2 separate regions of the Homo sapiens genome follow, and region 1 is linked to region 2. A link is an interaction called in ENCODE POLR2A ChIA-PET data of the cell type or tissue named here. Cell type or tissue: MCF 10A. All regions are shown on one strand. Links, peaks and the distances in the headings refer to the core of each region. The heading gives the core; the rest is flanking DNA. Region 1 has its middle 8.9 kb from the start of SRRM1. Region 2 overlaps NIPAL3 (NIPA like domain containing 3).

What was found. Peaks named below come from ENCODE experiments on the same cell type or tissue, not always from the same donor. Only the 100,000 strongest peaks of a DNase experiment are listed, where the experiment ranks them.
Region 1: POLR2A ChIA-PET joins it to region 2 with 5 read pairs; 11 of 35 experiments call an interaction of 5 or more read pairs at or near these places.

Annotation. Positions count from the first base shown.
Region 1 is chr1:24,628,340-24,640,545 of GRCh38, forward strand. No RefSeq gene overlaps it. Among named protein-coding and RNA genes, the nearest start is that of SRRM1, 8.9 kb to the right of the region's middle. In MCF 10A, for the core only: a CTCF peak has its summit at 7,083 (motif pointing left); a DNase peak (open chromatin) is centred at 7,052.
Region 2 is chr1:24,418,308-24,420,807 of GRCh38, forward strand. NIPAL3 (NIPA like domain containing 3) reads left to right here. Exons shown (of 12, transcript NM_020448.5): 2 at 984-1,333. The coding sequence starts at 1,241. Among named protein-coding and RNA genes, the nearest start is that of NIPAL3, 3.8 kb to the left of the region's middle. RefSeq lists an enhancer at 277-1,476. In MCF 10A, for the core only: no CTCF peak of the experiment used is centred there; a DNase peak (open chromatin) is centred at 1,094.

The DNA.
Region 1 (12,206 bases), core at 5,522-8,021, 220 kb after region 2:
TTCTTATTGGACAACAATTATTTGCATTGCTCTCAATTTCCTACAAGTTAAAATCTAGCCTTACAAAGTATCTCAATGTAAATAAATCAACGGTAAATGGTAACTGAAATAAAAATACATTCCTATAAAGAACTGAATAATCTGTGAGCGAGCTTGCTAGGCAATGGCCCTAAGCACTGAAAGGACATGCAATAATTTATTTTTCTCTATTCCCAAATTTTGAATAGTTTTTGTTAACAAGAGTTAGGAGAGAAATGTGACCTCTAAGAACTTTCTCTTTCTTCCTTCCCTTCTTTTCTCTCATAAACACTTCTATAGCATTCTTGTGTATACCTTTTCTTTTCTTTTTTTATTTTAGACTGAGTCTTGCACTGTTGCCCAGGCTGGAGTGCAGTGGCACATTCTCAGCTCACTGCAACCTCCGCCTCCCGGGTTTAAGCGATTCTCCTGCCCCAGCCTCCCAAGTGGCTGGGATTATAGGCATGCGCCACTACACCCAGCTAGTTTTTGTATTTTTAGTAGAGATGGGGTTTCACCACTTTAGCCAGGTTGGTCTCAAACTCCTGACCTCAAGTGATCTGACCGTCTCAGCCTCGCAAAGTGCTGGCATTACAGGCGTAAGCCACTGCGCCCAACCATGTGTGTACCTTTTCTTCCCTCTTTCTCTTTCTCTCCCTTTCTCAAACACTTCTACAGTATTTGTACCAAGCACTATGATAAACATTTTACAAGTATCAACTCATTTAATCTTGGTAAAAGGGAAATTGTCCTAAACCTGATCTGAGGCAAAATGTTTTTGTAGGATATAATTCCCAGTTTTTCTCTAGGAAAAAAAATACCATTCTTGAGAAAATGTTTACATTATTTTCTGATGAACTATGATTAAGACTTATTCTGGGTGCCAGGCATGGTGGCTCATGCCTGTAATCCCAGCACTTTGGGAGGCTGAGGTGGGTGGGTCATTTGAGGCCAGGAGTTTGAGACCAGCCTGGGCAACATGGTAAAACCCCACCTCCACTAAAAATACAAAAAAATTAGCCGGGCGTGGTGGTGCATGCATGCGTGCAGTCCCAGCTACTCAGCAGGCTGAGGCAGGAGAATCTCTTGAACCCGGGAGGCAGAGATTGTAGTGAGCTAAGATCACATCACTGCACCCCAGCCTGGGCGACAGAGTGAGACTCTGTCTCCAAAAAAAAAAAAACAAAAAACTTCTATCCGATTGACTTTTTTCTGAGAGGCTACCTGTGAGTATTCTGTTAAGAGCCTAGTAATCTTGAACCAATCCTTTTTTCTTTCTTTATCTCTTCTCAGTGATTATGTACTCATTTTCTTTTTCTTTAAGAGAGCAAATTTATTAATTGGCTTACTAAAGTCCTTTTCCCTTGTAACATGATTGTAACAAAACTCTGACACATGCCCATAACTAAATTGTCTAAAATCTAATTTTCTTTCTTTTTTTTTTTTTTGAGACGGAGTCTTGCTCTGTCGCCCAGGCTGGAGGGCAGTGGCTCGATCTCCGCTTACTGCAAGCTCCGCTTCCCGGGTTCACGCCATTCTCCTGCCTCAGCCTCCCAAGTAGCTGGGACTACAGGCGCCCGCCACTATGCCTGGCTAATTTTTTTAGTAGAGATGGGGTTTCACCGTGTTAGCCAGGATTGTCTCGATCTCCTGACTTCGTGATCCGCCTGCCTCGGCCTCCCAAAGTGCTGGGATTACAGGTGTGAGCCACCGTGCCCGGCCTAAAATCTAATTTTCTTAAGCAATTTTCATCATAACCCAAGAGATCTAAACATGACTCTACTCTCCTTTCCTACCTAGTTTTTGTGGGTTACAGCGGAAAACACTTCTCTTGTCCAGGGAGATGGCCTTATAGGCCAGGGGTTTATGACAAACCTCTGGTACATGGCTGGATTCACAAATGTCAGTCAGGAGAAAAAAAAAAAGCCTTCAGTAACCGACCACAGCAATCACAGAGGACCATCTACCAAGATGGCAGAATATTCTTAGAGTTTCAGGTGAACTGGAATCACGCTGGTGTGGGAGGGGTTTATAATCAAGGAGAAGTAAACTTGAGTTTTATGGCAAGCTTGATGTCTGAACCTCCTGACCATCACCACCAAAAATGTACTGCAGCTGGGCGTGGTGGCTCATGCCTGTAATCCCTACACTTTGGGAGGTGTAGATGGGTGGAAGGATTGCTCGAGGCCAGGAGTTTGAGATCAGCCTGATCAACATAGCAAGACCTTCTCATCTTTACCAAAAAAAAAAAAAAATTAGCCAGGCATGTTGGCACATTTGGCACATGCCTGTAGTCCCAGCTACTCGGGAGGCTGAGGCAGGAGAATAGCTTGAGCCCAGGAGTTTGAGGTTACAGTGAGCTATAGTTGTGCCATTGCACTCCAGCCTGGGTGACAGATCAAGAGCCTGTCTCTAAAAGTAGTAATGATAATAATAAGTGAAGAGTCATTTTTCTCTGTTTTAAGTATCTGAATAATCTGAATAAATCTTGGGTCCTTTATGGCCCAGATGTTAGTATCACACATTCAAATAAAGAGTCCAGTAGTCAAAAATAGTGAAAAAAAAATCCAAAAATCCAATCATATTTTTCAAAAACCAGCAAAGGGGACCCAGTTAATAATCCTATCTACTTCTGTTCAGTTCCCTGATACCTGTAGCTGCTCTGTTGCCTCTTCCTCTCCAAACAATCTCTTCTCTCTTTAACCCTCTTTTTTTTTTCTTTTTGAGACAGGGTCTCACTCTATCATCCAGACTGGAGTACAGTGGCACAGTGGCCACTGACTGCAACCTCTCCCTCCCAGGTTCAAGCAATTCTTGTGCCTCAGCCTCCCCAGTAGCTGGGATTACAGGCATGCGCCATCATTCTGGCTAATTTTTATGTTTTTAGTAGAGATGGGGTCTCGCTATACTGCCCAGGCTGGTCTTGAACTCCTGGCCTCATATGATCCGCCCGCCTCTACCTCCCAAAGTGCTGGGATTACAGGCGTAAACTACCATGACCAGCCAACACTCTTTTCCCTTTATTATATAGATTAGCCTCCAGCCTCTCAGGGCATTATAAAGATTTCTCTCCTTCACCCATTCACCCATCTCTTGAGCTTTCACTAAAACAGCTTTTCTTTAAAAAAAAAAAAATCCAGGCTGGAGTTCAGTGGCAAAATCATAGCTCACTGCTCACTGCAGCTTCTAACTCCTGGGCTTAAGTGGTCCTCCAGCCTCCAGAGCAGCTGGGAATATAGGCACATGCCACCACACTCAGCTAATCTTTTATTTTTTGTAGAGCCAGAGTTTCGCCCTGTTGTCCAGGCTGGTCTCAAACTCCTGGATTCAAGTGAGCCACCCACCTTGGCCTCCCAAAGTGCTGGGATTACAGATATGAGCCACTGAGCCCAGCCAAGGCCACAGTATCTTAATCTCTAGGTGAGTGTCTACGATGGTCCATTAGTTACCTTGTACATATAGAAGCTCCTCACTCTCTTTCCAGCTGCTGCCTGAGACTTAGCAGAATGGAAGAATAACAGGCATTCCTGTTGTGGAAGCCAGTGTTATGGAGCTATGAAAGCTTAGCCTTCTGGCCGGGCGCGGTGGCTCACGCCTGTAATCCCAGCACTTTGGGAGGCCGAGGCGGGTGGATCATGAGGTCAGGAGATCGAGACCATCCTGGCTAACAAGGTGAAACCCCGTCTCTACTAAAAATACAAAAAAAATTAGCCGGGCGCGGTGGCGGGCGCCTGTAGTCCCAGCTACTCGGGAGGCTGAGGCAGGAGAATGGCGTGAACCCGGGAAGCGGAGCTTGCAGTGAGCCGAGATTGCGCCACTGCAGTCCGCAGTCCCGCCTGGGCGACAGAGCGAGACTCCGTCTCAAAAAAAAAAAAAAAAAAAAAAAAAAAAGAAAGCTTAGCCTTCTTCTTTTCTGTAGTTGGGAGCTTCCTTTCTGTGAATAGTTTCCATAGGGGTGGTGTTGTTCACATCCTTGCTATATGCATATTGGCTATATGCATATTAGTGAATATGTTGATTCTAGATATGATTGCTGCACATCCTGGTTCTACCACCCCCCCTTATCTGGTTGTAGGTTTGACATATAAGCAAATAGCCGCAATTTGTCCACTTGATAAGGGGTGATGACCCTCCCTGCAATGTAAGCAACCCTCATGGGCTGGAACTTGGACTTCAATAATTCATGGACTCATAGACTTCATCTTCATACCTATCCAGCCTAAGGGTCTTTATCTATTGCCCATGGGTAACTGGACTACAATTCTCCAGGGTCAAAAGAGAAGTCTTGTTTATCATATATGCTGAATGGTCTCTAGCCAGCCCTACATTTACAAGACAATGTGTTAAGGACCCTGCCTAGCTAGGGAATTTGGGTGTGGGAGGTAAAGAGAAAAAAGAAAGGCCACTTAGAGCAACAAGAGCTATTGATTATTTTTAAATGAAGTCAAGGATGATTTTTAATCACTGACCACTATGACCCCTGCTGTCCAAGTGTTGCTGGGCCTGAAGGTGAAGAAAATTGGCACAGGCCTCACTGGCTTTCCCTTCCTCTCACCTTGTGGATTTGGGAACCAGCTGGGAGGCAGTCACTGGCCAGATGAAGAAAGGCTTGTTTGCTCATTCACCAGAAAGATAAGATCTGTCTATATTCCCTCCTCCAGCCATTTGCTTTAACACCTACATGAATGTCAAGCAACTGGTAATGTGGTCTTAACCCTAAGCAGATGGACCAAACCCTGAAAGTAAGTTCTGTTGTATGTTGCCTGTGTGATTTTACACAACTCACTTTTTCTCACGCCTTACTGTACTCATCTGTAAAACAGGAATAATACCGATGTATTAGCTTGCTAGGGCTGCCATAACAAAGTATCACACACTGGGTGGCTTAAGCAACAGAAGTGTATTTTATCACTGTTCTGGAGGCTGGAAGTCCAAGATCAAGTGTCAGCAGGGTTGTTTTCTTCTGAAGCATCTCTCCTTGGCTTATAGGTGGCCGTCTGCTCCTTATGTCTTAATTTGGTCTTCCCTCTGTGTGTGCGTCTGTATCTTAATTTCCTCTTCTTCTTTATTTATTTATTTATTTTTGAGATAGGTCTTGCTCTGTCACCCAGGCTGGAGTGCAGTGGCACGATCTTGGCTCACTGCAACCTCCGCCTCCTAGGTTCAACAATTCTCCTGCCGCAGCCTCCCAAGTAGCGGGGACGACAGGCACCTGCCACTACGCCCAGCTGATTTTTGTGTTTTTAGTAGAGATGGGGTTTCACCATGTTGGCCAGGCTGGTCTCGAACCCCTGACCTCAAGTGATCCGCTCACCTCGGCCTCCCAAAGTGCTGGGATTACAGGCATGAGTCACTGTGCCCAGCCAATTTCCCCTTCTTATAAGGACTCCAATTATATTGGATAAGGACCCACCTAATGGTCTCATTCTAACTTAATTACCTTTTTAAGGACGCTATCTCCAAATACAGTCACATTCCAAGGTACTGGAGGTTAGGACCTCAATATGAATTTGGAGATGGTGAAGGGACAGGGCAGGGGTTGAGAGGGGGAGACAATTCGGCCAGGGGTTGGGAGGGGGAGACAATTCAGCCTGTAACAATCTGCTAGATATTATTGTGAAGACTGAATTAGCTAAAGTGTTTAAAGCATTAACACAAAGCCTGACATAATATGACCCCCCCAAAATGGTAATTATTATTATGAAATCCCATATAAAAGAAAAGTACTGCCATCTAAATACAGAGAGAACATAGACAGGTACAGGGAATTCCAACCATGGTTCTTCATTTCCCATCTGATGGGTGCTGCTCTTATTCTTCCAGCTCTTGTTTTAAAAATATGCAAACATGGGCTGGGCGCGGTTGCTCACACCTGTAATCCCAGCACTTTGGGAGGCCGAGATGGGCAGATCACGAGGTCGAGAGATGAGACTATCCTGGCCAACATGGTGAAACCCCGTCTCTACTAAAAATAACAAAAATTAGCCAGCCGTGGTGGTGTGCCTGTAGTCCCAGCTACTTGGGAGGCTGAGGCAGGAGAATTGCTTGAACCTGGGAGGCAGAGGTTGCAGTGAGCCGAGATCGTGCCACTGCACTCCAGCCTGGCGACAGAGCAAGACTCCACCTAAAATATATATATATGCAAACATGGCCGGGCACAGTGGCTCACGTCTGTAATCTCGGCAGTTTGGGAGGCTGAGGCGGGCGGATCACTTAAGGTCAAAAGTTCGAGATCAGCCTAGCAAACATGGTAAAACTCCATCTCTACTAAAAATACAAAAATTAGCCAAGTGTGTTGGCACATGCCTGTAATCCCAACTACTTAGGAGGCTGAAGTCAGAGAATTGCTTGAACCCGGGAGCCGGAGGTTGCAGTGAGCCGAGATCATGCCACTGCACTCCAGCCTGGGCAACAGAGTGAGACTCCATCTAAAAAAAAAAAAGAAAAGAAAAAAAATGCAGCCAGGCACGGTGGCTTACGTCTGTAATCCCAGCACTTTGGGAGGCCAAGACGGGAATATCACTTGAGGTCAGGAGTTCAAGACCAGCCTGGCCAACATGGTGAAACCCCATCTCTAATAAAAATACAAAAATTAGCCTGGCATAATGCCGCATGCCTGTAATCCCAGCTTTGCTCGGGAGGCTGTGGCAGGAGAATTGCTTGAACCCGGGAGGCGGAGGTTGCAGTGAGCTGATATCGCACCACTGCACTCCAGCCTGTGTGACAGAGCGAGACTCTGTCTCCAAAAAAAAAAAAAAAAAGCAAACATAATACTTGAATATAACATCTGTGGAGGTCTTTCCATGGGATGACAAGCAAAGATGTTACGTTTTTCTCTGATGCCTGTTGCTGTTATTCTTCTGGTAATATTATGAACTCTCCAAGGACTAACTTACACTTCCTTTGTGCCCCTTACTATCTAAGAACACCATGCTAAGCATATAGGAAGGGCTCAGTAAAAAACAACCAATCAAACTACATGCTCTTGTGATAGTTGAGTTAGTCTTGGAACAAGTCCTGCCCGATTAGAGGCACATTATACTGAGAGAGTAGAACGCCATCTAGTGACTCTTGTTATCAGACTAGAAAACTGTGAGATTCAGGAAATCTCAGATTGCTACTTCCATGTCTCATCTATTTGATATCTGTATATGCAAACCCAACTAGAAATCTTATAGTTTGGCAGCTTTATATATTAATGATAAATTCAACTAAGCTTTTATTTCTCTTGCCAAGAGACTTCTGGCCTTCATATAGTTAACCTCAGTGAATCTGATTATTTATAGAATGGAGAAGCAACAAATAAAAGTGTCATGCAATTATTGACCATGGAATAAATATACAGAAGACCAAGAGAAATTCAGAAATCATAAAGCATCGATATTGCACTCCAGCCTGGGCAACAAGAATGAAACATCATCTCAAAAAAACAAAAGTTTACTCTTTTATCTCAAAAGTTTATTGTACGATGTAAATCTTCAGCTTTGGCAAAATACTATTTTAAACACTCAACCATTCTGTATTTTGGCCAAGATGCATTTTTGTTGCACGTCTACTTAGAACATATTATTTGCCAAATTCTGGTTTGGGTACTGAGAAAAAAGAGATGAGAGAGACAAAGTCCTTGTCTCCAAACAGTTCCTCTTACATAGGGAAGAGAGTAGAGATATGTGTGTGTGTGTGTGTGTGTGTGTGTGTGTGTGTGTGTGTGTGTGTGTGTATGATTAGAATATAGTGGAAAATATGCTATGAGACCATATGTGAAAAATTGAATCCTGTTTTGGAAGGTCTAGACCCAGGGTTTTTGGGAGGCTCAGCAACTCCCTAAAAGATAATCAGATGATAAATACTGAGCCCTACTAAGCAGAAATGCTTCCTGGAAGAGGTCATATCTAAACTAAATCCTAAAGGAAGAATCAGAGCTGGCCAGTTAAAGGGTTAAAGGGTAGAAAGGCAAAGTGGGGAGGGCAAAGGAAGGGCTGGGAAGGAACAGTGGTTTCAGACCAAGGGAACAGAATATGTGCAAAGATCTGAGGGGAGAAAGAGAGAAAGAATACATCCATTCTAGATCTGGAAGTATACAAGCTGCTACACTGAAATAGTTTCAACTTACACACTTACTGTGGTAGCCAGCCTCCAAGATGACCCCCGATGACCCTCCCCCTGCTACAGAAGGACATAATATTGATGTCCTTCTGTAGTCCCTTCCAACACTTAATGGGGGTAACCTGTGTAACCAATAGGATATTATGAAAACTATTGTGCATGACTTCTGAGGTTATGGTACAAAAGACATTGTGGCTTCTGTCTTGCTCTCTTTTGGATCATTTGCTGCCATGTCATGGAAACCAAAGATGCCCTATCATTGTGGGATGGAACTGAGGCCTCTAGCCAATAGCTATATAAGTGAGTCTTCTTGGAAATATATTTTCCAGCCCCAGTTGACTGTAACCTTGACTATATACTCTTGAGAAACCCTGAGCCAGTATCACCCAACTTAGCCTCCCCAGATTCCTGATGCATAGCAACAATGAGAGATAACAAATGTTTATTGTTCTAAGTTGCTAAATGTGGGGAGTAATTTGTTATGCGGCAATAGATAATATACTCACTAATGTGCTCAAAAATATCTCCTGGAGCAAATGCATCTGTTTCTATTCTTCAGTCATTTTCATCTGAGCTATTGGTTGGATTCCACAGCTTCCTTGGTAAATTTAAGCTTATACATTTTTTACACATTTTTGAAGTACTTTAGGAAGACTGTTAATCCTGTTGTATCCAGGAAACACAAAAGCAGAAGTGGAAGGAAGAGGCAAACGATGGAAACAAAAGTGAAGATGATAACAAAAATAAGAAAAGTATAAAACCTGCCCCAGCCTATGGAATAAATGTTCGGTAGGAGGGATTCTGAAGAACACAGGGAACAAGCAACAGGTGAAACTCCTAAACCATCAACATCAATCACCAAGCAATGAGGAAAAGCTGTTGATGAAATGGAAAAATCTGAGTCTGTGCCTTGACGATCGGCACCAAGGTTGGATGCCTATTAGCTTTCTGAGGCTCAGAGTTTGAGGATTCAAAGAGCAGACCCAGCAAAAGAGCCATGGTAGGTTCACTAGGAGTGGCTTCTCGGCATTAAGACCTATTTTGGTTGTTTGTTTTTTTGTTTTTGTTTTTTGAGACAGGGTCTCAATCTGTCGCCCAGACTGGAGTACAGTGTCGCGATCTTGGCTCACCGTAACCTCCCACTTCCAGGCTCTAGAGATTCTCCCGCCTCAGCCTCCCAAGTAGCTGGGATTACAGGCGTGTGCCACCACTGCCCGACTAATTTTTGTATTTTTTAGTACAGACGGGGTTTCACCATGTTGGCCAGGCTGGTCTTGAACTCCTGACCTCAAATGATCCACCCGCCCCAGCCTCCCAAAGTGCTGGGATTACAGGCGTGAGCCACCGTGCCCAGCCAACACCTATTTTGATCTGCCCAGCATCAAAGTGAGCAACAGGTGGTGTCTGCAAAAACTTTCACTGCCAAGTAGTTATCCACTGCATCTGCAGGGATCATCAGGTAGGCAGCTCATCGGCCTCAGCAGATTTTCCGGTATAGACTCTTACTGATAGAATCAGTGGTTGCAACATTTTAACCAACAGACACTCATTGATAGAAATACTTTTGGAAATTGAGTCTTAGACTCTTTTTTAAAAATAGAGGTGGGGCAGTGGGGTTGGGGGTATCTCACTATGTTGTCCAGGCTGGTCTCAAACCCTTGGCCTGGAGCAATCCTCCCGCCTTGGCCTCCCAAAGTCCTGGGATTACAGGCATGAACCATGATGCCCAGCCTTAGACTCTCATTCATATACTCATTTCGACAAATGTTTATTGAGCTCCAAGGATGGGCAAATCCACACCCACATAGAGCTTTTTTATTTAAAAAAAAAAAAGGAAGAAGATAGTAAACATATAAACAAAATAGATAATAATCCCAGGAAATGTTAAGTGTTATTTAAAAAAAAATAAGGGGCTGGGCACGGTGGCTCATGCCTGTAATCCCAGCACTTTTTGAGAGCCTGAGGCGGGTAGATCACGAGGTCAGGAGATCAAGACCAACCTGGCTAACACGGTGATACCCTGTCTCTACTAAAAATACAAAAAATTAGCCAGGCGTGGTGGTGCATGCCTGTAGTCCCAGCTATTCAAGAGGCTGAGGTAGGAGAATCACTTGAACCTGGGAGGCGGAGGTTGCAGTGAGCCGAGATCGGGCCACTGCACTCCAGCCTGGGAGATGGCAAGACTCTGTCTCAAAAAAAATAAATAAATAAATAAATAAAAAATAGGACTGGGCATAGTGGTGCGTGCTTGTAATCCCAGCATTTTGGGAGGATGAGGCAGGTAGATTGCTTGAGCTCAGGATTTTGAGACCAGCCTGGGCAACACGGTGAAGCTTCATCTCGAAAAGAAAAAAATACAAAAATTAACTAGGCGTGGTGGTGTGAGCCTGTAGTCCCAGCTATTCAGAAGGCTAAGGTGGCAGCATCACTTGAGCCCAGAAAGTGGAGGCTGCAGTGAGCCAAGATCACACCAATGAGCCAAGATCACACCAATGCACTCCAGCCTGGGTGACGCAGTGAGATCCTGTCTCCAAAAAAAAAAAAAAAAGAAAGAAAGAAAAGAAAAATAGGCCAGGCATGGTGGCTCACGACTATAACCCCAGCACTTTCGGAGGCTGAGGTGGAAGGCTCACTTGAGCCCAGGAGTTTATGACCAGCCTGGGCAATACAATAAAGCCCCCGTCTCTAAAAAATAATTTAAAAATTAGCTGGGTGTGGTGGCACACACCTGTAGTCCCAGCTACTCAGGGTGCTGAAGCAGGAAGATTGCTTGAGCTGGGGAAATTAAGGAGGCTGCAATGAGCTGTGATTGCATCACTGCACTCCAGCTTGGGTTACAGAGTGACCCTCTCTCCAAAAGAAAAGAAAGAAAAAGGTAAGACAGAGTGAGGGGATTGAGGGTGTCCTTTTTGGAAGGTTGTTCAGAAAAGGCTTGATGAAGAGGTGCCATTTGAATCATCTCTTAGTCATTTTAGGCTTACCAATATATAGACAAATAAATTGCCATTCGAAATCTAAATCTGTTCATAATCAGACAAGCATCTGTAGTTTATTGTGGCTGCAACTTAGAAGTAACGGATGAGGAGAGGGAGGCATAAGCTATTAAGAGAGGTGAAAAGGCAAGAGTTGGTTGTAGAGTGTGAGGAAGAGAGAAGAATCATGATAGAAAGAAAGGTGGGCTCATTCATTGAGAATGGGAAACCAGAAGGTTGAAGGCAAGTGGATGAAGATGAATTCAGTTTAGGGTATGTTGAGTGTGAGGTGCCTATGGGACATCCAAGTGAATAGGTGAGCAGGAAGTTGAAAATATAGGTCTGGAGCAGGCCTGTGCCTGAGATACACAGGTTTGAAATATGAAAGGTAATCAAAACCGAGAGGTCAGAGAGGGCACCTTTGTTGAGGGAAAAAGTAGTCAATGACAGAACTACCAGAAAAAACAACATTTATAGGATTGACAGCAAACAGACAGAGACAGTGAAGGAAGCCCAAAACAGAATGACTAATCAGAACCATAGAGAATAGTCAGGGAGATGTGGGGTGTTGTGATTTCATAGTTCCCATCTGGTCAAGTGGCTTGTTCTGTGGAGGCCTGTCACTTCCCTGTCTTTGGCCGTCTGACAAAGCCTTCATTCACTGAACAAATGTTTATTGAACCCATGCCATGTGTCACTTTTCTAGTGACACATGAATGAACAAAACAGTAAGCCCTGACTTTAGGGCACTTACATTCTAGTGTGGGGAACAGACAATAAACAAACATTAAAAACAGGTTAAACGGCCGGGCGCAGTGGCTCACACCTGTAATCCCAGCACTTTGGGAGGCCAAGGCAGGTATCCCTTGAGCTCATGAGTTCGAGACCAGCCTGGGCAACATGGCAAAACCCCATCTCTACAAAAAATACAAAAATTAGCTGGGAATGGTAGTGCGGGCCTGTAGTCCCAGCTACTCCAGAGGTTGAGGTGGGAGGATGGCTTAAAGCCAGGAGGCGGAGGCTGCAGTGAGCCAAGATCACGTGACTGCACTCCAGCCTGGGTGACAGAGCCAGGCCTTGCCTCAAAAAAAAAAAAAAAAAAAAAAAACA
Region 2 (2,500 bases), core at 1-2,500:
AGGACACTAGAAGTATACTTTCTCTTCTCTGTTTGGTAGCAAATTTTGAGAAGTGGCACACACCTGTAATCCTAGCACTTTGGGAGGCTGAGGCAAGTGGACTGCTTGAGCCTAAGAGTTCAAGACCAGCCTGATAACATGGCGAAACCCTGTCTCTACAAAAAAATTAGCCAGGCCTTGTGGCACGCGTCTGAGGTCCCAGCTACTTGGGAGGCTGAGGGAGGATTGCTTGAGCCCAGCTTGAGGCCATGTTTGTGCCACTGCACTCCAGCTTGGATGACAGAGTGAGATTCTGTCTCCAAAAAAAGGAAAAGTTCGGGAAGCACTGAAAATATAAGTCCGATGAAATTAGTAGGGATTCTCATCATTGCTGGGTTTATTTGAGGCCACATTATTACCCCCACTTTACAGAGGAGGCAACTGAATCTCTGAGAGGCAGAGTTACCTGGTCACACAGGTTTTCCACCTCCGAGACCAGTGTCACCTCACCTGTGTCAGGCCAATCCTCGGTAGCAGGCCAGTTCTTCTGTTTTCCATGGATGTAGCTTTTCTTCTGATTCTTTTCTTCCTAAGCTGAAACTTAAATAGTTCCCTTTTCGTGGTAGTGGAATTGTTTTTTTTTTTTTTTTGAGACCTGGAGAAGTTAGTATTCTACTTCTTGTGCTCAAGAGCTATGGAAAAAGGGAGGATTTAAGTTAGGGTGCGATGGGAGGAAGGAAGCAGAGTGGAGGAGGAAAGGGAACATTAAGGGCCAGGGAGAAAGCTTTTGAGATAGATGAGTCAGGTTTGTATTAAGGGGAGGACAAAGGCATGATAGGACTTGTTTTTAACTGCTAGAATTGAATTTTGAAGAATTTTTTTAATGGACTCACTTGTCATGGCCGGTTACGTTTTATCTGAATGGTATTCTCTTCTCAGATAACAAAGCTGGGCTCAGTGTTTCCTTGTCCATGCATTTTTAATGTTCCTCTCCACCACCCTAGAGCACCGCAAGAACTGGAAAACACACCCCTCTCTGTCTGCCTGGGAGAGCCACGGAAATTGGCACTTCTCTGAGTGAAGCTGAGGAGAAGGCTGTAAATCTGCCAAAACAGCCTTGAAGTATTCTTTTGTCATGAGGAAGTGACGGCTGCTGGAGGGAGGTGAACACCACAAGGAGAGATGGCATCTGGCCTGGGCCCCGCCTAGCAGCAGCTCCACCTCCTAGGCCAGGCCCTGTGGGATGCGCCACTAGACCACCATGGACGGATCCCACAGCGCAGCCCTGAAGCTGCAGCAGCTGCCTCCCACAAGTAGCTCCAGCGCCGTAAGCGAGGCCTCCTTCTCCTACAAGGCAAGGGCTTTTTTGGGGTTTGGGAATTTGTATTTTCCTAGCAAGGAAGTTACACAGTGCTCTGCATTGGCTAACAGATATGTATGGGGTCTGCATGCCTGTCACTGGTAGAAACAGGCAGGCTCTTCACACAGACAAGGGAATGTGTAAGCAAAAGACAAGAGATGGGCCGGGAGTGGTGGCTCACACCTGTAATCCCAGCACTTTGGGAGGTGGGCGGGTCACGAGGTCAAGAGATTGAGACCATTCTGGCCAGCATGGTGAAACCCCGTCTCTACTAAAAACACAAAGATTGGCTGGGCGTGGTGGTGCCCACCTGTAGTCCCAGCTACTCGGGAAGCTGAGGCAGGAGAATCACTTGAACCAAGGAGGTGGAGGTTGCAGTGAGCTGAGATGGTGCCGCTGTTATCCAGCCTGGTGACAGAGTGAGACTCTGTCTCAAAAGGAAAAAAAAAAAAAAAAGAGATGCTCATTAAAATACATAAAAATAGGGAGGCAGAGAAACACCATAAAAGGTATAGAATAAAAGGAATGCATTCCCACTTAGAAGATTTGATTTTTAAAAAATCACCTACTCTGGGCCAGTTGTGGTGGCTCATGGCTGTAATTCCAGCACGTTGGGAGGCCAAGGCGGGAGGATCTCTTGAGGCCAGAAGTTTGAAACCAGCCTGGGCAACATAGTGATACCCCGCCTGTACAAAACAATTGAAAATTAGCCAGGTGTGGTGGCATGTGCCTGTAGTCCTAACTACTCAGGAGGCTGAGACGGGAGGATTGCTTGAGCCTAAGAGTAGTTTGAGGGTGCTGTGAGCTATGATTGCACCACTGCACTCTAGCCTGGGTGACAGAGCAAGACCCTGATGCCAAAAAAAAAGTATATATATATATAGGTATGTATGTATATCACCTACTCCATTACTTGGAGATAATTTTCATTCGGATTTCAGTATATCTCCTTGTTTTTTTCTAGTATTATAAATTTGGGGTCACATTGCACATAAAGTTTTGTATCTTGGTTGTTTAACTTGACCTTACTTGTGGAATATTTCCCCATGTCATCAAGTAGTGACTGAAAGCATACTTTTCGAATGATTGCCCAATAATCCGTTGAGCTGCTGTGTCAAAATTTGCTCAACAGATCCTCATTGCTGGATATTCAGGCTGTCT